2 separate regions of the Homo sapiens genome follow, and region 1 is linked to region 2. A link is a loop called in an ENCODE intact Hi-C map of the cell type or tissue named here. Cell type or tissue: ascending aorta. All regions are shown on one strand. Each heading gives the region's core, and the rest is flanking DNA. Links, peaks and the distances in the headings are about the cores only. Region 1 overlaps LOC105376126 (a long non-coding RNA gene). Region 2 overlaps LOC124902196 (a long non-coding RNA gene).

Evidence for each region. A loop is a pair of places that touch in the nucleus more often than their neighbours do. Peaks named below come from ENCODE experiments on the same cell type or tissue, not always from the same donor. Only the 100,000 strongest peaks of a DNase experiment are listed, where the experiment ranks them.
Region 1: it touches region 2 in a loop (2.6-fold over the local background); 1 of 110 quality-filtered maps calls a loop at or near these places.

Annotation. Positions count from the first base shown.
Region 1 is chr9:87,194,060-87,206,894 of GRCh38, reverse strand. It overlaps LOC105376126 (a long non-coding RNA gene), which reads left to right. Exons shown (of 15, transcript XR_007061642.1): 13 at 8,774-8,959; 14 at 10,616-10,702; 15 at 10,829-10,945. Among named protein-coding and RNA genes, the nearest start is that of LINC02872, 52 kb to the right of the region's middle. RefSeq lists an enhancer at 6,534-7,035. In ascending aorta, for the core only: no CTCF peak of the experiment used is centred there; DNase peaks (open chromatin) are centred at 7,999 and 9,267; H3K4me3 peaks cover 1,039 bases; H3K27ac peaks cover 1,745 bases.
Region 2 is chr9:87,058,749-87,071,583 of GRCh38, reverse strand. It overlaps LOC124902196 (a long non-coding RNA gene), which reads right to left. Exons shown (of 2, transcript XR_007061638.1): 2 at 4,667-5,504. Among named protein-coding and RNA genes, the nearest start is that of LINC02893, 23 kb to the right of the region's middle. In ascending aorta, for the core only: no CTCF peak of the experiment used is centred there; DNase peaks (open chromatin) are centred at 7,473 and 8,143; H3K4me3 peaks cover 825 bases; H3K27ac peaks cover 1,747 bases.

The sequences.
Region 1 (12,835 bases), core at 3,234-11,233, 140 kb before region 2:
CAAACTTTGCAAAAAATTATCTAATCTGAAAAAGGATTATCTTCCAGTAACACTCAATATGTAGTGTCATTGTTAGGAGAAAATGTGATGCCGTGAAACATTACAACCTTAGTACCCAGGCTCATAAACTCTTTGCACTTCTCTCATTAATGTAATAATGCAGTGATAAGTTATTTGCAGAGCACTCATTTGCCTTTTGTTATTTATAATAATACTGCAAGGGAAACTGGAAGTTTATAATCCCCACTTCATAAATGAGGACCCTGAACCCAGAAAGGTGAAATGACTTGTCCAGGGACTTCCTCCAACATGAGGCTCGGGCTGTGGTCTCTGAGTCAGACTTAAACTCTCAACTGCTTTTCTAGTGTTTAATTTATCATTCCATAAAGTCTTTCCATTATGATAGTTCTCCCATTACCTCAGAGTTTGGGTCCATGAGCACCGCTTGGAATGAGATCATTTTCCTATAAAACTTCTGTTAATAAAACTGTTCCATGACTGATTTGTGAAGTATCCATCATGCATGAATTTGCCTACCAGGTCCTTGACATTTTTAAATGGTATTCTAGGGGCCTGTTTAGGGGAGAAAGAAAGTTGTCTCTGACGTGCGTTAATTCTGGCGCACATCATCACTGGGATCTTGTGTGCTGATGTGCACCCCTCTCCCTCCGTTTCTGGCTATTTCTAAAAACATCTCCTCATGGTTTAAAAAATTTATTTACGTATGTTATTATAAAATATAACAAATTCTGCTTCATTGATAATCCTAAATCTTATGTATTTTCAGCCATAATCACTGTTAACATTTAAACATATTTCTTCCCATTTTTTTCTTTTCTTTCTAATCTTTTTTCTATGTCTATATGTGCTTTTGTGTGGTTTTAAAACTGATGTCATATTGTTTTGAAATGAGGTTCGTATCCTGCATTTTTGATTTACAGTTTTATCATAGGCATTCCCCACATCATTAAATAAATTAGAGTATATCCTTATAATGGCCTATTATGCAAACACGTCTATAAAAAACTAATCCTTCTTCTATATTAGGCCATAAGGTTGTTTAAATAAGATTGCAATGATGAAGATAGGTACACCTAAATCTTTTCCTGAGAGTTTCTGGAAATTTATGTCTCCATTGATAATGTATATGATAGTGTATAAGAATGTTGTTTTCATTGTCTCTTCTAAAAACTTTATTACTTTTAAATATTCCATTAAACTTTTTTTGCCAACTTGATAAGCAAAAATGGTAGCGTATTCTATTCTATTTATTTCTTGGACACATCTATGTTTGCTCTTCAGAATTACTTTAGGAGGAATTTCCAGTTCTCTTACTTTGTGGTGTCTTGTGTCTCTCTGGCTCATTTTTCCAGTTTAGGATGAAGAGAAGGCTGTCTCTTCACCCAGGGCCTGTTGGCCAAGGTACCAACCTGCACTTGTCTGCTCCCTATCCACGCACAAGATAAGAATTCTCTCATCTACAATTCCCGGCCCAGCCCCGGTTCCGCTCAGTCAGGTTCTGCTGGACTTAGGAGGGGTCTTCTTTCCTTCTCTCTGCCTGTTCTCTGACAACTGCCAATGCCAGAGTACACAACAAAGCCCGCTTCCTCTGCGTGCCCTGCTGCTTGGCCTATTTTGACAGCATTTTACTGGGTAGGCCTACAGCTCCTAGGATGCACTGTATACAACCCCCTTGTGTTATATTCTTTTACTGATGAGAAAGAGATACCAACTGGATGTGGGGGATAGAAGTCATCCTCAAAAATGATACTCCTACAACAGAGGGAGAGTTTTCAAGTTGGTGGAGGTCCTCATCTTTCAGCCAAGAGGTGAATGGTAGGGGACACAGGGAGCCCTGTGGGACAGATGGGGTAGTTGGTTTCAGGTGGGCAAACACAGTCACACACTGGTCTGTAGTTCTTCAAGCAGTAGAAATCCTCCCTAATTCCAACCAACATTAGGTTGATTGCCTGTATTCGTTCCAATGTAAGAAGTTTTCCTCTTTCATTGGATATGTCTTTATAGGTATTTTGTTTGGAATATCAGAAGCCTCCATCAGTGAATTATAACCATGCTCTTAAAACATTTTTTTAAATTGAAAGCTTCCACTGGTTTATTTTATTTTAATGGCAATATTTGTTATACATAACTACTGTTTGTATAGACAGCATACCTTTATATGTTTCTCTTGCTTTAAAATTAGGGAGGCCTTTTGCCACCCAGAGAGCGTATCATCCATTCTTACACCATGTTATGGACTAGCATTTTGTTCAGCAGATGGCTTTTCCCATTTCCTCAGAAGAACCTGCTGGGCAAGGGAGAGAGCCGATGTTTTTTCCTCCCTTAGAACACCATCACATTTACTCTCCACCTCAATGAAGGCCAGCACAACCTCTGGACATTAGCCTGATGCTCTGTGAGGTTTATTAAACACATCAGATGATAAATAGTAGTGCAACCGCAAGCATCCTTCTTTTAAAAAATAGTCTCAGTTTGATAAGTAAAAATGGCACCTCTAATCTAACTTTTCAATCTTTGATTACTAATAAATAAACAGAACCACACGTTTGCCATTTACACTTTTTAAATAAATTTTCTTGGAATAGAGTTTCGATTTCTTTGTTTAGGAAGTGTGGTTCTGTTTTGTCTTTTCACTCATCCTGGAGAAGATTCTACCCTAAGTTGCTTGTGGTCTTCTTAGTCCTCAAATATTCTTTCTCAGCCTCCCTCTCGACAAACTGGATGACTTTTTCTAATCACCTTGCAACTCCTTCTCCCTCCCTGAAAACGTTCCTTCACTCAAACTACTTTAAAGAGCCCACAGTCTGACTTCTGCACCTGTCACTCTTCTGCCACCACCCTCTAGAAGGCTACTATGATGTCCCAAATCAATGCAGTGTCCCTGTTCCCATCCTCCTTTGGTTCCTCTACAGCATTTGGCACTTGTGGCCATCTAGACCCTGATGCCCCTTTGGCATCTGAGACCTGGATTCTGCTCCCAAGGTGGGGTCTGTGTGGTGGACAGAGTCAAAACCACAACATTGCCACTGACTTTCTATATGGTGCTGAGAGGTGGAGAGGGGTGCATCATTGTAAAGCCTCTCTGTTTGTAAAGCTAAACTTGTGATATCCACCTTATAGCTGTTTGTTGAAGATTGAGTGGAATAACGCAGGTGAGAGCATTTTTATATCATTCTTTAGTATGCATTCACTCAACAACTATGCATTGAGAGCCTACTAAATACCAGGAGTAAAGTGCTGAAAATCAAGGATCCACGGTGACCCTGTCCTCAGGAACTTATAGCTTCATGTGGGAACCTTTGTAAATCAAGTAATTGTACAAAAAGATACATGGTTGCAACTGCAATATGTCTGGAAAGAGAAAACATAAGATGCTGTGAGGGAATATAATGTAAAGATTTGACCCACCCAACCAGAAGAAGTATGAAGCGCTTCCCTAAAGAAAGGCCACTGAATTGAGAATTATATGTAGAGGGTAGCGAGGCCAACTGATGACAGCAAATGTTCTTAAGCAGGGCAAAGGCCCTGTGACAGAAGGGAACCTAGCAGGCCATGGGATGGAGAGAAGACCACAGTGGCTGAAGCACAAACGGAGGGGAGGGAGAAGGTAGTGCTTGAGAGGTAGATGGGGACAGAACAGACAGAACTTGTGGGGCCTTGCGGGCCGTGATAAACTTTGATGTGTATCGCAAGAGCAATGGAAAGCCTTTAGCGGATGATGCTGTGGTCAAATCTGCATCTCCTGATGCTCTTTCTGGCTACAGTGTGGAGGGAATTGGAAGAGGCCCCCGTGGCCACAGGAGACTGCTTCTCATTTCCCCTTGTGCTCTTCCTTCTGTTGACTCCTACGTATACCCCCTGCCCTTGTGGTTCTGGCCTCTCTACCTGAATTTTTAGCCACCTGCTGGATCTATCTATCTGGTGGCCAGAAATTTAAGCACATCTTCTTAGTTAGTCTCTGCAGATGGAGCCTATGAAAATATCTTCAGTTCCTCCCCTACCTTGGCCCAATCAGTTGTCATGTTACATAAATATCTGGCAGATAATGGTGAACATACAGCACCAGTGTACGGACTTCCCGCACAGTTTTGAGAATATCTTTCTGGTCCTTAGGCTTATTTGTTTCCCCTTTAGCATACCCAGCGCTATTGCTGCCAGATCAATATTCCAATGGGCACCTCCAATGACTGCTTTTCTCTGATTAGCCTCCCTACATTCTTTTTTTTCTTTTTTTTTGGAGACAGAGTCTCCCTCTGTTGCCCAGGCTGGAGTGCAATGGCACGATCTTGGCTCACTGCAACTTCTGTCTCCCAGGTTCGAGCGATTCTCCTGCCTCAGCCTCCCGAGTAGCTGGGATTACAGGCATGTGCCACCACGCCCAGCTAATATTTGTATTTTTAGTAGAGATGAGGTTTCACCATGTTAGCCAGGCTGGTCTCGAACTCCTGACCTCAGGTGATCCACCCGTCTTGGCCTCCCAAAGTGCTGGGATTACAGGTGTGAGCCACTGCGCCTGTCCCCTCCCCACATTCTTTACATCTGTTGTGCATTCTAGCCACAGTCCCCTGCTTCTTGCTTTTATTACAGATGTGCTGGGGTGCTCCAGCCCGATGCCATTCTGCCTTTATTTTCATCTGTTGGAATTATAGGCATCTTCTATGCCTCAGCTGAAATACCACTATTGACAAAAAACCTTGTGGACGCTTCCAATCTTACATGAAACTTCCGGTCTTCAAGCCACTTATAGGACTTTACTTCTCTCTTTAATGACACATATCACACTGGGATTTGTATTATCCACATGTTGTAGATATGTGTTACTCTCTCTTCTGAGCTAACTTTTTCCTGGAGATCTGGGATCACAGATGGCTCACCTGTGTATGAGTTATAACTTTCATATCTGTGTCTTGTGCAAGGAAGATGCTCAGTACTTATGTATCAAATCAGTGTCTGTTAGGATAATAAATAATTACGCATGTATGAATTAAACCTGTCTATTCTTTATTACCATGGTGTGTTTTCTGCATTCTTTTAGAAGTTTGGAGCAACGAATTATTTTGTTATTCTATTGTGACTATTCCCTCTGTCCCATATTCAAGCATACAAATATGAGAAAGGCATTTTTGAACTGCATGTTATGAAGAGAAAAAAGAAAAAGACAAACCAAACAATTCTTTGTACGTTTCATTTTGGTTAGAAGCCAATGTAAATGCTTGTGCTATAAGAACAAGCATATTTCCTGCCGTGAAGGCTTGGCTGTTTATCCTGGGACCCCTCTCTGACACTGGCTGCCCTCGAAAGACTGTTAACCCCTGCTTTGAGCCAGCAAACCAGATGTGGGTTTTTTAAGCAAATTATTGGTTATTTCACCACATGTAGTTTTTGCAGTTAAGTGTTTCCAGCTTTTCAGAGCATTCCACGGGAATAACATCATATTTTTCCTCCAACCTGTTAATTAACATAATTATTTATCAGCCCTAAAACCACAGCTTGAGTTTGTTAAGTGGCTAGCTGAACATATATTCACTGGATGGAGACCAATGCTGCTGGAGAGAACAATTCAGCAATAAAGAAAAAACTGGAGGTCCTTGGGGGAGGGGGAGTGGTGCAACATGCTCCATTCCCTTCTTGCTTCTTGGGACTCATCAGTGTGTGCTTATGCTACACCTTTAGGTGTTGGCTTCACTTCCCCAATAACTTGTCATCAAGTCAATCTACTTTTTCGACTGAAGAGTTTGTCATGTGACCTCTAAGTTCCCATCCAGTTGTTTTTCTTTTTTTAATTTTATTTTTCCATAAGTTATTGAGGGTACAGGTGGTATTTGGTTACATGAGTAAGTTCTTTAGCGGAGATTTGTGAGAACCTGTTGCACCCATCACCCAAGCAGTATACACTGCACCCTATGTGTAGTCTTTTATCCCTCGCCTCCCCTCACTCTTCCCCAGAAGTCCCCAAAGTCTGTTGTATCATTCTTATGCCTTTGCATCCTCATAGCTTAGCTCCGACATATCAGTGACAACATACGATGTTTGGTTTTCCATTCCTCAGTTACTTCACTTAGAATAATAGTCTCTAATCTTATCCAGGTCATGGTGAATGCCGTTAATACATTCCATTTTATCCCATCCAGTTCTAATATTTGAAATCTGACATTGTAGATTCAAGGGGTAAAACTGTGAAACTGCAACACCTCAAGACTATTTTTCCTTCACTCTCCAAATCTCATGGCACATTCTTGGGATTAGCAGAAAGTTCTTTCTTTCCCCCGCCCCCTGCACTCCTACCCCATGGTGCTGCTTTCCCACCAACTGGGAAAGGATAACAGCACTTTAACAGATTGAATACGGAAACAGAAATGGGAATCCAGCTATCTGCTAATAAGCCAGATATTAAATTAATGAGATTTGCAAAACAGTAAGACAATGCTACCCTTCTCATTAAATATTTTTGGTTTTGGAAAATATACTTACTATTCATATAAGTATGATATTTATGACAACATGTAATATATTTATTGTTATCTTAAGTAAGTTTAAAAAATTATCAGTTTTAATTTCAAATAGAAAACATCAATAAACGCTACCTATATAAAACAGAAGCTTTTTGGGAGCCTTAATAATTTTAAGAGTGTGAAGAAGCACTGGGACTAAAAAGTCTGAGAACCATGGCCTTTCATATATCAAGGATGTGAACAGATCTTATGCTACCAAGCTTTTGTCATTCTATTAGGCAAATGGTAAGTTCCTTAGAAAAGAATTCAAACACGCTGGGCACGTGTAAGTGTTTAAATACTTTGACAAAAGCCACCATGAGGGGCTCCATCCTTAAGGTGCCACAGTCGACTGAGATTACCTCTAACAGTCCTGAGCCAGCTTGCTCTAGAAACTATAATGCATGTGCTGTTAGGGAAGAAGCCGGAGAGCTGAGGATGAGAGAAGCTGGTAGCTATGGGGCCCAGAGAAGGGAAGGAGAGCCCTGGGATTAAATTAATAAGTTTTGGGGAAATACTTGTGGGTAGGGGTCCTGGGTATCTACAAATTTCCTCCCTTTAGCATTATTCCTTGAGAGCAGAAAACCCATTTGCAGAATTCAGCTACTGCCTGCACTGTGGTTTTTGTGAAGACAGTAATTAGTAGCTTGCAGTGGATTTCATGTGAAAGTTATAGTGGCTCCAGGCTAGACCAGAGATGGATACATGTCCAAATGTTTAAGTCAATGTTTAAATGGCCGAACCATAAAACGTTTGAATTTGATTCCAATTCCTGTAAAGCAGACCCCATCTTGCAACTTCTTGGGACTATATTCTGCTTCTCTCACAGTTCGTTGACAAAACCTCTTTCCTGCCAACAGAGGTTTATTAGCACATTAGTGCTCGCCCTCACATTCCATTTTGAGAAAAACCTCACATACCCACAGCCAAAAGTCATTTTCATTCTATTTGCAGAAGCCAAAGAATAGCATCTTCATATCACTTTGATCAGAGTTACAGTCTCCATAAGAGAAGAAAAAATTGCAGCAACTCTTCAATGACACAGTTTTTCTTGGACTACTAGAGGCGCATCAGTGATAAGGGTGGAGAGATGTACAGTCCTGTTTTGGGGTCCAAATAAGTCCCTTTAACATTAATACCCAAATTTCAATGATTTATTTTTCCTTCTCCCATTGAATTGCATTGTTAAAATTACCCTCAATGATTTCAGAAGTCCTCAAAATAGGGTGTCTCTGTTATGCTAACGAAGGGGCCCAATCACCTTGGAAATGAACTTATAAGAGCCTTAGTTAGCCATCTAACTAAGTATCCTCCCGTTCTAGCACTTTAAAAATTCTACTTAGCGTTATCTGGAATTGTCTTTTTAATTTATACCAGTGTGTGTTCTGACTCACTCCTTCCATTAGAATATAACTCCTGGAGGCAGAAATTCTGTCTTGCTCATACTATTTTCCTGGCACCTAGAACAGTGCCTGGCTTTCAGTATTTGTTGAGTAAAAGAATGAAGTTACAGTGCCCCTTCTGAAAATGCTTTTTCTCCAGGAACAGTCATGCTCCTCTGATGGAGTCCACACTGAACCTCAGTTTTAATCTCTACTAACATTTGTGGTTGTATCTTTGCAAGGACAGGCTCAGAGAGAAGCATAAGGTGGGGTTTCTGCCACGGAATTGCCTGTAGTCTACTTGAGTGCTGTATTGTCAGTTAGGGTCCTGCAGGAACAGAAGATAAACCCTCATTGGGTAATTTGAAGTGAGGCTGATAAAGGGACTATCTATAAAGATATGAGCAAGGTTGAGAGGATCTAATGAAGGATGCTACTATTCCCTTCAGCTAGTAATGACAGGGAGCTGTTGTCTCCCCATAACCCCAGGAATGTGGTTCTAAGGAGAGGGCCAGCCAAGTGGACCTGGAATACTCCAGAGGAAACACGGCCAGCTTTGCCATGTGCTTCCATGACAGAGCCAGAATTATGAAGGGAAGCCAGAGAAGCCGAAAACTAACAGGGGGAGAAGGGAGAGAAGAGGGAGAAAGAGTAGAGAATAAAGACTTCTTGGACCTGCATGGTGTGAAAAGAAATGCCTTATGGTCCAGCATCTTCTGGATTCAGCGTGTGTTTGTGATTGTCTGATAAGAACATTGCAACGCTCTCAACACCGTGACAACCGTCATTCCCCAGTCGATCCTGAAAAAGTATCTGTAGATCCTTAGGTCTCTGGAGTATTTAGAGTATAGCATCTCTTAATATTAATCATCTTTACAGGAGAACCTTCAGGAGTGAGGCTAACTCATCTGTGCCACTTAATGCCGGAGTAACAAAGCCCCCATCCACTGAGGACGGAGAGAGCAGATTGTAAGGAGAGAGCAGATTGTGTGGAGAGGCAGGGGTTTCTGTCACGTAGAAAGCATCTTGTACAATGTCTGACACACAGCAAGTGACCAAAATGTGGTGAGTAATAATGATATCAGGCTCCCGACAGGTAACTTGACTCTTTTAGGTTTCTGAAGCCGGTCTAGAAGCAAGCTGAGCTGGACCTATATCAGAAGACCCCAGCAGCCCTGCCCCGAGTTGTACTCAGCGGCAGAAAATCCAGCCAAATTCACACTCAGGCAGTCTGGCTGCAGCATCTGCTCTCTAAACCTTGTGGGTGCCCCACCCGTAGCCCCTCAGTACTTGCTGTTCTTGGACACACCAGAGGCTGCTTACTGCCAGCCTTATGCTCTCTCCTCAGGGCTTTCTCTGGTTGCAGGCACAAGTAGACCAAAAGTACCAGAGAGTTAAAATCCAGGAACATCTCTCATCTAGCAGCCTAGACTTGGTGACTGAGTACTCCGAAGAGTCTCTGCTCAGCTGGGATGGCTCTCAAACTGGTTCTTCACAGTCCTTCCCCGGCTCCTAGCAGGACTGAGTCCTGGCTGCCCACAGTGTGACCCTGCTGATTAATGTACCCTGCATTGACTTTCTTCCCATCCCTGGCCCAATATCTGCTTCTTTTCTGGTCCTTCCTGGGATCACATCCTAAATCAACTGCTTGCATTCACGTTCTTGTCCCAGAGCGGGTTTGAAAGGAGACCAAGCCTAAGGCACCGCATGCTCCAATCTCCTCACCTTCAATTTCCCCCATGCTTTAATGTTTCCTTTCTCCCAGCAAACTCTTCCACCAGCAAACACTCTCTCCTGTGGGTTATTTATAACTTAGAGTGGATTTAAGCCAATGTATTCCATGTATTTCCAGAGTTTCTTCCATTTAATGGGGAGGTCAACTCAACTCAGCGAGTTTTGCCTCCATCGTCCTCCATCAGCTCTGGGGATTATTCAACAGGGCTGGCTTTCTTCTCTTTCCCGCATCACTCTTCTACTTTCGATTCCAAAGTGTTAGAGCTTTCCCTCCGCTCTCTCCAATGACCTGCTATGTTTTTATCCTTTGGAAAACAACTTTTTTTTAAAAAAGAAAGAAAGAACACACATATCATTCTTGTTCCTCTGCTGTCTCCTCTTCAGTGCTAGATTTGTCCATTGACTTTCAAGGCTTTATATATCATGTTTGGATGGGTGACCTCTAAAGCTATATCTCCACCATTAATTTCTCATCCAAATCCTGGTCTCCCATGGTCTATGGAACATTTCAACATCCATATCTCTTTGTCCCAAATAAAGTCAGTAGATGCAAACGGAATTCTTCATCTTCACTTTAAAACTGTCTTCTTTTCCTAAGCTGCCTACTAATATCAAAGAGAACACCATTCCCACAATCTTTCAGTTTCACACTGTAGTATTCATGTACATTTCCTTCCTCTCTTTTGGCGTCTTAACCCTTTACCACTTCCTAACTCTCCTCTCTAACCACAGACTCTCCCTGTTTCACACTGCCCTATAGAAAGCTGAGTTAGTTTTTCCCAAATTCTGCATTCACCGTGTCATTATGCGGCACAAAAAAATACCGGTAGTAGCTCTCAATGGACTTCGGAATAAAACCCAGGTTTCTCAAAATGTTTGTGCACTTCTCTGTCCTTTTCTTATTTCTAAAAGTTATTTTAGATCTACACAAATCTTGACTAAAAACTATTATTTTATCTTTCTCTATTTCCCTGTTCTCTTCTCCAGCCAGGCTGGTCCACCCAGTGCTCTCCAAACACCGTGGTCGCTTGCATCTGTGGGATTTTGCTGGTGATCCTTCCCTATTTATCTGAGGTAATGTATCTTGACCCTAGCCATTATGTGCTAGGCATTATGCAAAACTCTGACATTGTATATTATCTCATTTGATCCCTATGACAAGTCTGTGTGCCAAGAGCTATTATTGCCTATATTTTATAGATAAAGAAATTGAAGAACCATGAAATTAAGGCACATTGCCACATCATACAGTGGGCAAATGCTGGAACAAGGTTAGAATTCCCTTCTGTCTGAATACTGTTTTAAAAAGTACTCCAAACTTGTAGATCCTGTCCATATTGTGTCCTTTCAATGTTAAATGAGAGCACTGTCAAACAGGCCTCCATAAGGAGTACCTGGTTCTCCAGAGAGATGTATTTTTGTTTGACTTTTATTATTATTGCTTAGAATCTAGACTCTGTGGACTTATTTTAACTCAGTAGAGATTGTCAAATTGCAAATGATCTTTTTACAGTAGAGAAGCAAATATTTTTGTCCAGTAGGAAGGGGAACCTCAAATGTTACAGTTTTTGTTGTCCCATAGAACATTAACCAGTTTTGTTTTTGACTTAGCAATCTTATTTCAGTCTTCTGACTCTAATGAACAACATGTACTTTGATTTCTTGTACATTCTGTTGAATCATCTTTACAATATACTGATTCCCCCATTAATGAGCTAAGTAGAACTTTGAAAGCTATGCACTTCATATTTTTATGAGTCATGCTTTTAATGTTTAGAAGATTATACTTTGACAATGTAAAGCCTACACACTTATTGTGCTTAGTAACTGACTCCCAGTTCCAGAATGCTTGCTCCTTATCCATCCAAATCCTCCCCTTTTCTGTCAAATTTAGATGTAGGCTCACCTCTCCTCTTGATATCCACCCTGAATATTTCAGCTCATGCTCATCATTTTTTCTTAGAACTTCTAGAATATTCATTGGTTTTAATGACATAGTACTTTGAATTTTCTCTTATTGTCTTATGCATCTACCTCTCGCTCTATTTCCATCTTGATCTTGATCTCAATCTCAATTTTGCGATCCATCCATCTATCTTCTCCCTCCACTCCCCTGACCCCAAGGTGCTTAGACTAGCTTTGGGCACACAATATGTGTTCAGTAAATACATGTGGAATACAATTTAATTCAGCTTTGCAGATTAGCCTTTACTACAGCTTAGAATTCTCCTGATTTATATTTAAGTATCTCCAGTCAAAACAGAGAGGCATTGTATCCAAGAACGAGTAGCCTTCTGGAAAGAATAGTAGTGACTAGAAGATTCTGTTATCACACGAGGAGGCAAAATGTCTTCTGCAAGCCCAAGAATCCTAAGAGTTAACTTTAGAATTTGCCCACTTAGCTAAACCTCATTCCAAATGCCACTTTTCTAAAAAGCCAGCCCAGTGGCAATCTGTGCCTTCCCCTTTCAACCACAACTCTGTTTAATTTCAAAACAAGGGCAGATAAAATATGCTAATACACAGCAAGTCTCCCCATTGCTATTCATTGGGAAGTCCCTTTCCAGTGTGAAAGTCCAGTCTTCCGTGAATTCACAAACAAATGATTGCTCTTGTTACTGGCATTCCACACCGGTGATAAAACATGAGAGTGAATCAGCCTCAGCCTAATTGTATGAGTTTTCTTCTGGAAGGTGCTGTGCTTTTCGTCTTGAATCTATATGGAAATGCATCTGTGTGCACATGTAGGTTGTTTTAAAATAAGTGCACATCTATCTGTCGGGATGTTAATAGGAAATCCTCAGAGACTTCCATTTAGTGGTGCTGATGGTAGTGATGGTGGTGTGTTTTATAAGTTCAAAGTGTTTGCACTTGAGCTGTAAGAGTCTTCTGTAAGCAGTGGGCTGTTTAGCATACCATGTGGGCCACAGCCTCTGACATCTTTAGCTAGAAAAGCAAAGGGCTGGGAAAAGGAACACGATGGAGTACTAGCAGCCACGAGAGAGCAGGGCTGGAATGCTGGCTCTGACCACAAATTGGTACACGGAACTTGTGTTTTTCATTAGGGTTGCTGGAGTAATGCTGGTTTTTAGCATTCCAAAGGATATTCAGACTTATATCAAATTAAATTCTCCTTTAAAAATCACTCTATGTTGGAATAACATCAAGGATCAGACGGCAATCAAGAAAACTCAGGAAATATAAAAC
Region 2 (12,835 bases), core at 2,945-10,944:
TGAATCATGGAGGCAGTTTCTCCCATATTGTTTTTGTCATAGTGAATAAGTCTCATGAGATCTGATGGTTATATAAATGGGAGTTCCCCTGCACACTCTTTCTTGCCTGCTGCCATGTAAGATGTGACTTCGCTCCTCATTTGCCTTCTGCCATGATTGTGAGGCCTCCCCAGCCATATGGAACTGTGCATCCATTAAACCTCTTTCCTTTATAAATTACCCATTCTTGGGTAAGTCTTTATTAGCAGCGTGAGAACAGACCAATACACTGAGTAAACGAATGCATTGATTTGGAGTTTTCGTCTTCGCGTTGACACAATTTTTACCCCCTTACAATAACTAGAAAAGGTAGACAGAACAAGTGTTATTTTCCCATTTTACATATGAGGAAATTGAGATTTGGAAGGATTAAGTACCTTGCTCAAAATTACTCAAAGTTATTGGGCTTCCTGTGCTCAAATGTAGGGCTTTTCTGCTGCTACAGGGTACACAACAAAATTCCACCCTGATGGCTGCGCCACCTGCCCTACTTTGCTCACAAGCCACATTTATGGTTATCTTTTAAGTTTTGTCTTACAAATTTTGTCTTTTAAGTTTTATCCCTTTGGTGAACCAGGGCAGACAAATTGCATTTTTGTGGACTCTGTGTTTCATTGGCTAGAGGTGATGATGAGCTATCAACAGTAAAATGCTTTAAGGAAATCATCATCACCATTATCACACACACACACACAAACACTTTTAAGAGACATACTTAGCTGTGGAAGTATCTCTCCATGTTCTTTTGGTACAGAAAACATCCTGTTTTCCAGGGATACACACTTCAGGAGATGGAGGAGTGGACAATCATGCTTAAGTACTTAAATTCTAGGGCTCAATTTGCCAGAATTCCTGTTCTGAACTTTATTCCATATTCCATGAATGACCTTAAGATGTTATTTAGTCTCTCTTGACCTCAGTCTCTCACATGTAAAGTTGAGATCATAAAAATAGAAAACTTGGAAGGGTGTTGTGAGATGGGCTGGTAAAGTGCTTACAGAGTCCCTAACACGTGGCGAGAGAATAACAGGTGTTCTCTTGTTTCTAGGGCAGGCAGAGACTGCATCAAGGAAGGATGAGGCCAAAGCACTCAGACATAGATTTGTTGTGAAGAATTCCCCTTACATATACATCATTGCACATCTCTGTGCATGTCGTCAGATTAAATCCCACTGTCCAGCTGGCTAAAAAATAAATTAAACATATTAACCCAATTAAATAAAGGTACGAACTTCCGTATTTGCAAGTGCATCTCAATACTTCTCTATTTTGTATAAGATTCAGCCATAGGGCACGGAATTTGCCCCTAAATCTCAAAACATTAGTCATTTTGTGTTTCTTTTATCTTTCTCTTTATTTCTTTCCTTCTTTCTTTCAAAACTTAAAGTTGTTTTCTGGCTGTTTGAAAGACAGTTTCAGAAAATAAAGCTGAGATTGAAAAAAATCCTTATGTTGTTTGTTGCTAAATTCATCCCTAACTGTGACTGGGGCTCCCATTTAAAATGAAATGACTCAGGACAATTTCTACTGGAAAATGAATTACTCCAGGCTTATGTTTCCTTAAATGTAAGCGTGTGAGGCAATCTCTTTCTACAGCTTCTAAATGAACAGCTGCCTTGAACTTTCTCATAATCAACCACACGAAGCTCTCATCCTTTGCTTAGTTCCTCCTTCAAGATGAATCAGGGAAGGGAAAGATGAAACGGGCTGGTGGGGAAGCATCCCAGCAATCTTCAGACAAGTGGAATTGAAGGAACACTTTCAGATCCTCTCCCAAAGCCTGGCTGCAGCCAGAAGTGTGAGCTTATTACCACAACAATATTACCACAACAGTGAACTCCCCATGCCAGCTCAGTTCTCATGGTGGCTTTACAGTGTACATGCCCATTTGCTCATTTCTGCTGTGTGGAAAACAAAACTATCCAAATGTGTGACTTCAGTCACACATTGCTTTTCTTTTGAGATAAAACCTGCTAATGGGTATCTAGGTATAGGTGTCCATTTGATTAATGCTAAGCTTCTGAATAGCAGAAAAGACTAAGAAATCCAAGGAGAGAACAAATCAAGATAAAAGGATATTTTGTGATTCACTCACTTAACGAATATTGAGAACCTTCTGTCTTCCAGACACTGTGCTAGGCTTTGGGAATGGAGACATGAACAAGACAGATGTGAAAACTGCCTTTTGGGGCACTTAGGTTAATGTGGGTAGACAGACATAAACATATCTTTTAGGAAATATATTTTAGGGGCTTATATGTCAAAACAAGCAAGCAAACCACAGCCAGTGCATTTTAGCAGCTTGGTCTTCTTATCTGTGTTGTCATGCTGTGATTACTGGGAATTACCTCAAACCTGAGACTGTTTCTTCATCAGTAAAATGGGAATGATTCTACTTACAGGTTTGTGGTGAGGCTCAGATGAAATGACTGCTCTCTTAAAAGCATTAAGTTTGATTTTCAAATTTTGATAAGATCAATTTTTATTGAGCTGCAATTTTGTATCATGCAATACACTAAAGCACTTCAATAGACAACATCTCACTCAGACTTCATGAGACAACTCCATACAGTTGGCAGAGGCACCAAATGGATGAGCTTAATACTAAGAACTGGTTTCATAGGAACTTATTGCCTTTGCTGGAATACAAGATTCAAATAAACTAATGTGGAATAGGCCCCAATGAAATCAAACGGTTAACTTTTTCATTCTCAGATCCACTAAAAACTGGTTGTTACTTCTTTAATTCTTACTCTCCTTAAGTAGCCAAAATTAGGTTGGAATTAAACCAGTTCTGATTTGGGGATTTCTCTTTTAATACAAATGATGATCCCCTTTGCCTCATACTTGAATGCCTAGGAGTCAACTAAGATTTAAAACACCAATTTGAAGCTGATATAGAGATGCCTTCATTAATGGCTCATCTTTTTAAAGCCTGTGAATCCCTTTGATGGTTGGTGAGTCACTGTTAATTTCAGTTAACTCAGGGGAGAGATATAGGGGAGTTTAGAATGTGGCCACAGTTAGAATTTGGCCCACGTAAAAACTTTACATTAGCTTACTCAACATACTTTTTACCTAGGGCGTCTGAGTCTTGGCCATTAGAATCCTAGACACAGACAAGTTTTCACTGCTCAGCATTGGGTTAGGCAGTTAAATCACCTTTGAGCAAGTAGTCAGGGGTCGTTCTAGCTCATGCAACGTCAGCATTTTACTAGGCTACTCTGCTGCCCAGAGAGAAATGTCTGAGAAAGTAGGGAAAAAAATTACAGCCTTTGGATGGTATTTCAAGTCCTTCATGGCCTCCCCAACTATCCTCTCTATGGTCCACTATTTTCATGTTCTTAGAGAAAACTGCATTACACACACACACACACACACACACACACACACAATGCGTTAATGTACTGCAAATTTAACAAACACAGTTACATATTCATATTTTAGAGAATGCTGTGTCCTGTACTGGGGATGCTTCTCTCCATATTTGTCACCTCACAGAACCTTATTCTTCAAGTTTCAGCTCAAAATTCACATCTCACATCTTAGCAAGACCTTCTTTGATCTTCCCAAGTCAGAATGCATTGTTTTGGATTCTCTACTCCCTTACTCAGACTTCCTGCTTACTAGGGACAGACGGGACAGATGGGGTGGTGGGCACAGATATCCTTACATGGTGGTTAAGACAGACAAATACTGCCAACTTCACAGTATCCAAAAGCAGATCGACTATGGTAAGGGCTAGTCATGTTCATTATGCAGTGGCAGAACAGCTGTGATTAGAGGTACCCCATTAAATTCATCCATATAACAGTTAATTCATCTCCTGGTAACCTATGGTGTGTCATTCTCTCTGACTGGTCTTTTAAAAATGTAGGCCCACAATCAACAAGCAACATTAGGGTGAGGCCCAACAAACTCTCCATAAATGACAACATCTGTTTACTTCCAAGTCTTGCTATCCTTCTAGCAATTCCAAGGCATGTTCTAACCTCATTCTTATTCTCCAGGCCTTAGCAAAATATCTACCACTAATTTCTTAAGTTTCTGGCAGTGAGTACTTGTACCAGCAATTCCAAAGTCTGCTTAATTTTAAGTCCCACAGCCACAACACATCATCTGATAGAATAGGGCAATAACTTCCAACTAGTCTGGGCATTTCCTGCACGTACTTTCTCTTGATCTCAAAGTACCTTAATATTTTAGAACCTGGGTGTCAGAAGATGTTGGCTGAAAACTAATTTTGAGCTTACCAGTTCTCAAAATGGGTTTCAAACACTGTTGTCATACAAAACTCACACAGCACTACAAAAGTTCACCTCTCCTGCATTCTACCATTCATCGCAACAGGTATTATTTGTCTTTACAACATATCTTCAGCTCTTCAGGATTATTCTGGCAGTCATCAGTGGTTGGATTTAATTGACTCTTTTGTTTTTATACCATTTTTCCAAAAATCTGCCTGCCATGGGGAAAATGCACTCTTAACTTAGGTCTAGGGTAACAGTTAATCCATGGTCTAGAAAATAGCCCCTGATATAGCCTCACTTGAAACCATGATCCATGAGGTACAGCCTTAGAGCAATGGCACAGTCAGAAAATGCATCTGATTAAACCCACAATAATCTTTCAATTACCCACATTCTTTATTTTTATTACTAAGGATGTACAAAACTCACTACAGTTAACGTTCCATTTTCTTTCCCGTAAGATTCCCAGAAGTGTCCAACATCTTTGAGGCTTCCCCTCCAGCCCTGCCTTAAGCACCGCTTGCCTTTCTCCCCCATGCCTTTCACCATTTCCTCCAACCTCCGTATCTCGAAAGCCCCCAAATCTATGTGAAAATGGCAGAGGGTTAGACAAGGATATAAATGGGATAGGCGAAGCTAGAAATGTTTTAGCAAATAACAGGATAGGAAAGAATGGAACCCTACATATATTAAAATGTCTAGTGATATATGATAAAAGGCTTGGTGATAAATTAGTTGCAAAGTAATACAAACACCCATATGAATTTGGAAGCTTTCTGATTCCATGTCATGTATGGTCTTTGGTGGGTAATTCTTATTCTGGTCTGCAAAGTCCCAGTGGATACTAACTTATCCTGAAACTTTTCTGTAGCTGGAACTGTGTGTAAAACCCAGGGAGGTCCTTGATTCTGATTTCAGTGCATGATGGTTTCAGGCCTCTTGAAGAGCTGTCTTGATTCCAGTCTTTTCGCATTGGTAAGTGACACGTGCAAACTTCAGGATGAATTTGCTGTGGGTTTGTGCCATGGATTTTCCAGACTTCTTCCCCTTTCTGTTCCCTCACATATTCTTTTACATAAAACTGATTTCTGGCTCATCACAGATGTGGCTTAGTGTTGTTTTCCCGAGGACAAGAACAGTCTGATTTCCACCACTTGGGCTGCTGCAGAAGCCACATGACTCATTCATTTTGCGAGCTATTCAGATATTTTCTTTCTAAAATAAAGAGAATAGCACCTCTTTAATTTCTTTTTTCTTTTTCTTTTTTCTGTCTTTCTTCTTCTTCTTTTTTTTTTTTCTTTTTTTTTGCTTGTTTGATAGTTTACAATAGTATCTGCCTAAGGGACACTGTGAGTTGAATTGCTTCGGGCGCTCTTTTTAGCTACCTTGTTAGTTTTGACAACTCCACTGTCTAACAGAGAACTAGCAGGCAATCCTGGAAAATAGGCTATTTTTTAAAAAAAATCTAAAACACATCAGTGTTGTGTGTACCGCTAAGAAATTAAAAACCTGTGACATGGTACTCAGATGCACTCTGAGTTTAGAGATATTAAAATATGAAAAAGCTTGCATTTAGAATCAGTAGAGTATCGTGTATACACACACACAATTTTTGTTACTTTCACATTTTTGAGTGAGAAGAATATATGGATGGCATAAAATCCAAGAAGTTCCAAAATGGCACCCTTGTGCCAAGTCTTCCTGTTCACCATCTAAGAGACAGCCACTCTTACTGGGTTCTTCTATTGGGCATACATTTTATTGTCATCGTTATTGTTTGCTATTTAGTTTGTTTAAAGTCAGGTTTATGCAGATATACATACAGTAAGATTCACTCTTGTTAGTGTATGGTTCTATGAGTTTGGACAAGTTCACAGGTTCCCTCATGCTCCCTTGTACCCATCCCTTCCTTAGACCCCAGGCCTTGATAATTACTAATCTGTTTTCTGTCCTGATGGTTTTTCCTAGTCCAGATGTCATATCAATAGGACCACACAGTAGGTAAACTTTTGAGTGTGACTTTTTCACCTAGAATAATGCATTTGAAATTCATGCGTGTTGCGTGTATCCGAAGTTCATTCCTTTTTATGAGTATGTTTTCAAGTGCAACTCTTTTGAGCAATTTTTTTAACCTAAATTGTCTGTGGCTGATCTGTGAAAATTGTGTACTATTTCTGTTCTACAAACCTGCTCTAAAATCACATAGGCTGTATATTTTCCAGTGCAGTGACTACTGTGCAGCATCCATGTTAAACTCTTTGGTTTAATTATAATTTAAAGTGCCTTCAAGAGTGGGAAAAAGTGTTACCTTTTCAATACCTGTGAAGCAAAAAGTGGCTTTTGAGGATATGTTTTCAGCCTACCTTCTAAGAATATTCATGATTTAATCTTGGGCCTAGGGTGGCCTCTGGTATGTAATTTAGAAGGATCTGAACAAGGCTTACAAAAATGTATTTTCTCCAATTATGTTTCTTTATTTCTTTGTGTCTCTATATTTTTCTGTCTCTCCACTTTTTTCTCTTTGTCTCTCTCTTTCTCCTGGTAAAAAGTGTTTTCTCACCTAGCAAAAAAACAAATAGGAAATTGGTGCTTTTAAATTTGGATAACCTCGAAATTTATAAACAGTTTTTCTGGATCAATTGCTAGCCATAAACAAAAAAATTAATATGGAATGCATTAACTGGTAAGAGCGTTCTACAGAAAAGTAAATCAAGAAAGAGGACAGGGAGTGCCTGGGGAAAGGTGATCAGTGAGTGCCTCGCCCATACACCGTGTGATACTCAAGTACAGCAGATTCCAGGCAGAGGGGAGTAGCAAGGTTGACACCCTGAGATAGGAGCTTGCCCACACATTAACTCCTTTGCTAATGCTTTAAAAGGTAATCTGTTGGAGGTTCCTGATGATAGTAACTGTAAATCCTGAATATCCTTTGGATTAAAAACAAAAACATAACAAAATAGAAATATCAAAGGCCACAGAAAGCCCTAAATTTTGTCTTCACTGAAACTTCTATATTCTTGAGGACAATGACCTTGTCAGGGTTCCTTTAATAGAAGCTCTAACCACTAAATCACAATGCTCCTGCTCCAGCCTCTCAGACTACTCAAAGAGATTGTTGACTCTAATCCCACTTCATTTTTAGTTGAACCAAGGTTATAATGGAAACACACACACACAAACACACACACACACACACGCTGTACTTTGTGAATGACCCACAAGCCCTCAAATCAAAAAGTCAACTGGAAAGAATGTCTGTGGGTGTGCTATTGCAAAACAGAATAAAATGTTTTCATGATTTATGGCTATATTTTAGAAAGATAATCTCAGAAGCACTTTCCATATTTTCCTCTCATTTCTTGCTGTTGTTTCTCTAAAATCTCTTTCCACTCTTCCTGACTTTCCTCCACAATCATTGACATTAACTGAGTTACATGGAGGGGAGATCTTCACCTGGAGCCTGTAGTTTCAGGCTTGAATTATTTTGCAGGAGAGTTTGATAAGTAATTCCTCAGTGGATCTCCCGTTAGGTCCTATGGCACTTAAGGTATTTTTGAAATAAAGCAACATATTCATTCCCCCCAAAACTCCACATTTTGTAAACTTTTGCACCAAATATAACGAAGTTTATGAAAAAAAAAAAAGATGAGGAAGGGGAAGAGGCAAAGTGTTCAGTGTCCATGCATTTTTTCATCTAGAGCACCAAGGAAAGCAATGATTGGAACCTGGGGAAGATATCATGAACATTCCTGGTGACAGACACTAAAAGTGAATAAAACTGCCAGGGTGAAGACAGCCGCAATACTTGGATTGGCTCAGAGCTGCAAAAGCTGAGTCCAGTCTGGACGGAAGTGGTTACTCTTAAGTTGCCAACTTGCCCTGAGACCAGAGCAGCACAGAGTTGGGAGCCCAAATCTTGACATGGGGTGGAAGGAGGAAAGCCTGACTGTAAAAACTTGTTTCTCATTTTTTTAAAAACATAGCTTAAAGGGCTCCTTCTATGATAGCAGCAGCCAAGTTAAGAGATTTTTTCCTTTCCTACGAAGATTATAATCCTACTTTTACCTTTCTGTCTCCTCTTTTCCAGGAAAATTTGTGCATGAGCTAACATGATTTTCCTATGACACTGATGGCATTTCCCTATTTACCATTTGTTTGTGAACTTCTTCACATTACACAAACAACACACTGCAGGAGAACAGACTGTACTTGACCAGTTAGAAATGGGATTCTCTTAAACTCACAACTTTAATCATTGCCTAGATATAATAACAATGGTAACAATAATAGGGTTGGTTAACTATTTAGTGCTTTCCATGGGCCAGGCACTTTGTTAAAAGTTTTATAGCTATCACCATATTTAATTGTTGCAGTGATCCCATGTCTAAGGAATTTCTATCCCTATTTTCTGCATGATGGAATGGGAGCTGAAGAAAGCTGGATAACTGTACCCATGTTACATAGCCAGCAATGCAGAACTCAAAATTCATTTCCAAAACTCATGCTTGCCTCCAAACCATCTCTCTCTTTTTTAAAAATTTTATTTATTTATTTATTTATTTATTTATTTTGTGAGACGGAGTCTCACTCTGTCTCCCAGGCTGGAGTGCAAATGGTGCAATCTCGGCTCACTGCAAGCTTCGCCTCCCGAGTTCATGCCATTCTCCTGCCTCCGCCTCCCGAGTAGCTGGGACTACAGGCGCCCGCCACCACGCCTGGTTAATTTTTTGTATTTTTAGTAGAGACGGGGTTTCACCGTGTTAGCCAGGATGGTCTCGATCTCCTGACCTCGTGATCTGCCCACTTCGGCCTCCCAAAGTGCTGGGATTACAGGCATGAGCCATTGCACCCAGCCCAAACCATCTCTCTCGAGTCTCTAAACTTTGAGCTGAGTCTTGAAATTCTTATTAATTATAACATTGACTTGAGACCAAGAGAAAATTATGAAGTAGGCAAGTTTTGTTGCCAGTGGCCCTTCCACGGCCATTTGTCACTACTATCGCCCCTCACTCCCATTATCCACTTCTGTTCTCAAATATCTGTTGTTTCTGACCAATTCCTCTTCACATCCTGGTTACCTGGATTCCGTGCCCTCCCATCCACCCCTAAACTAGCTCCTTCTGAAGTGCCCATGCCACAGAATTCTTCTCTGAGCAACATTTATGATTCCTGTGTTCCGTGTGCCTCAGGTTCCCAATCTCTGCATTCCAAAGGAACAGCTATACACTCTTAGCAGTGCATGTGTAGCATCCAACATCAGCAGGTGCATTTCACACATCGTTCTGTGCTGCATTTTACTAAATGTACTGCAACCAGAATGCCCAGAGAGGTCCACAGAAAACCCCGTCTCTACAAAAAATAAGGAAAAACTAGCCAGGCTTGCTGGCATGCACCCATAGTCCCAGCTACTTAGGATTCTGAGGTGGGAGGATCACTTGAGCCTGGGAGGTAGAGGCTGCAGGGAAGCGTGATCACACCACTACACTCCAGCCTGGGACAGGGTGAGACCCTGTCTCACTCTGCAGGAGGCTTGGAAACCAAACTGACAGGGTATTTCTATAATTCCAGATAGATAGGCTCAAAAACCGAGAAGGTTTTAAAACAGAAGATTATTATTTGCATTTACTCTTTTTAAAAAAGAAAATAAAGAAATAGCTGGGCATGTGTAAAGAATATTATATGTGAAAACGAGACAAGGTATTGATAAAAAGATTTTAAAGGAGAAGGTGAAAGGGAAGCATCATGAAAATCCCAAGTCTAAGATTAGGTTGAGTAGAAGACCCCTTTATGCAGTCTTCAAACATGGTTGAAGCTCAAGGTTACAGGGTCCCTGTGTTGTGGTTACTGAAAGTGCCCCGGGGACGGTGTCAGGAGCCATAATATGCTAAATATCTATGTTTTCTTTCCATGTTCATTCATGTTTAAAACAACCCAATGCCTGATTTTTAAGCTGCAGCTAGAAAAAAAAGAATGTTTTAGAGATGACAATCTTTTGTTGTTTTCTCAAATATTTAATAACTGACAAATCTGACCCAGGTCTCAAACATTACTGTATGTAGAATGCTTGCTGATATGGTGCTGTGTTCCGCACTAATGATAACATTGTGGTAATCTCTTGCTCTCTCAACTCTTGCTCTCCAAATTTTCACCATTTGAACTCAGTAGCTGAGCTTTCTAACTCTGTAGTAAAAATGAAAAGAAATTTTTGAATAAATTCCTTGCAGTCAAAGATTTGCTGCCTGCTCTCTGAAACTTAAGAGTCAAATGGATTCAGAAACAAGTCAATTCTGCTTCCTGTGCTATTCAATCTCAGTAGCTGAACATTTGATATCTGAAGCAGGAACTGAGTAGAGTGGTGGGAGATGGGTATTTTAATCAACTCCCAAATGCATATTTCATGGGGAAGGAGGAAAGTTGGAGCAAAACAGTATAGATTTGAGAAGGCTTAGTAGATCCCTTTGTTTAATTGTGTTAGGCAATGAATTGTAAATTAATTAATGAGTTATAAACTAGATCCATAATTCTATAAGAAAGCTGAGAAATTATTTGGGAAATTGACATGAGGAAGGAACTATATAGAGATACTATAATATTATATCATGTCAAAATCTCTTCTAGGCTGAGTGTGGGGGCTCATGCCTGTAATCCCAACACTTTTTGAGGCCAAGGCAGGGGGATCGTTTGAGGTCAGAAGTTCGAGTCTAGTCTGGGCAACATGGCAAAACTCCGTCTCTACAAAAAAATAAAGAAAAATTAGCCAGGTGTGGTGGCGTGTGCTTGTGATCCCAGCTACTTAGGATTCTGAGGTGGGGGGATCACTTGAACCTGGGAGGTAGAGGCTACAGTGAGGCATGATCACACCACTGCACTCCAGCCTGGGTGACAGAGTGAGACCCTGTCTCAAAACAAAACAAAATCTATTCTAGTTACTCTTTAATAAAATGATTTTAGAATTCCCTACTTTCCTTCCTTCTCCTACCTCTCTTGCATCCTGCTTTTTTGTTTCTTGCTTGATAATCTAAGTGATAATTCTCTACGTTGTCTCTGCATAGAACTCTATTATCTGAATGGTTAACTCAACCAGAAGCATAAATGAAAGTGAGGCCGCTAATGAAACCAGAATTTGCTTCACAAACAGGGAAACATCTGGAAGACTTTGGGAATTACTTTGCTTCTTCAGCTGGGGTTTTGTTTGCCCTTTGCTTCTGATCTGCTCCTAGATTTTCACATATGAGACAGAAAAAAACTTTGACTAAAGCAATGTTTCCCAACCTTGCTGGATCACGAGAATCACCTGGGGACAACTTGTTAAATACACAGACCTTGGCATGACTGAATCAGAATTTCTAGGAACTTGGCTTGGAAATCTGTGTTTTAACAAGAGTTCCAGATGAGCCTCATGATCAAATGGGTTCAGGACTCACTGGACTAAGACAGGCTTTTGTGGCATGATCTAGAAGCATGAACCAACAGCACAGAGCTCCACTGTGTGTAAGTATGAACAGCACAAGCCATTCACGTGAGGACCTGAGACCTTCATGGGCATCTGAAACTCGGCATTATCATTCACGAGCTTTAGTGTCCATCAGAGAAATCAACTGCCAATTCCCTGCCTTGCTCCAGAAGATTCCAAATCAGTAGGCCCAAGGGGAATGCTAAGAACAGTTTAAGAAGCACTCATAAATGTCATCTGTCATCTCTGCTTAAAAGCTAGCCCTTTGCAAATTGGTGAAGTAACACAATTTTCCCAATCATCTTTCTCTTCTTCCCCACCCCTTCTTCTCTCTCCCCTGTATTAGTTCCATTTTCATACAGCTATGAAGAAATACCTGAGAATGGGTAATTTATAAAGAAAAGAGGTTTCATGGAATCCCAGTTCCACATGGCTAGGCAGGCCTCACAATCATGGCAGAAGGCAAAGGAAGAGCATGTCTTCCATGGCAGCAGGCAAGGCAGCATGTGCAGGGGAACTGACTTTTATAAAACCATCTGATCTCTTGAGACTTATTCACTACCATTAGAACAGCATGGGAAAAACTCATCGCCATGATTCAATTACCTTCCACTGGGTCCCTCCCATGACATGTGGAGATTATGGGAGCTACAATTCAAGATGAGATTTGGGAGGGGACACAGCCAAACCAGATCACCCCCTTTCCAAGGCTGGAAGTGGCCTTATATCACTTCACAAGGGCTTGAGTGCTCAGGCCCCATCAGGAATCCTCCTTTCCCCACAATGTTTCATCCCTTCCTCCCATTTTAGACTATAAACTCCCAGGCTATCCCCTCTCTCCCCCATTTATGCTGAGATCTCCCTAAATTTCTCCAATCCATCAAGCTATCTCCCTTGAGCTTCAGAGCTTTTAACTTCAAAACTATCTAGAGCTTTTCCACCTGAGTATATCAGGCGTGCTTGAAAATTCACAAGTTTGAGCCAGACTCCCGTGTTGTGGCTGTCTACGACATGCCTGAGGCAGACATGATGTTTTCTTGATTTTTTTACTCCATGTCACCTTTTCCCCAGCATCATGCCCATCCACAAGTTC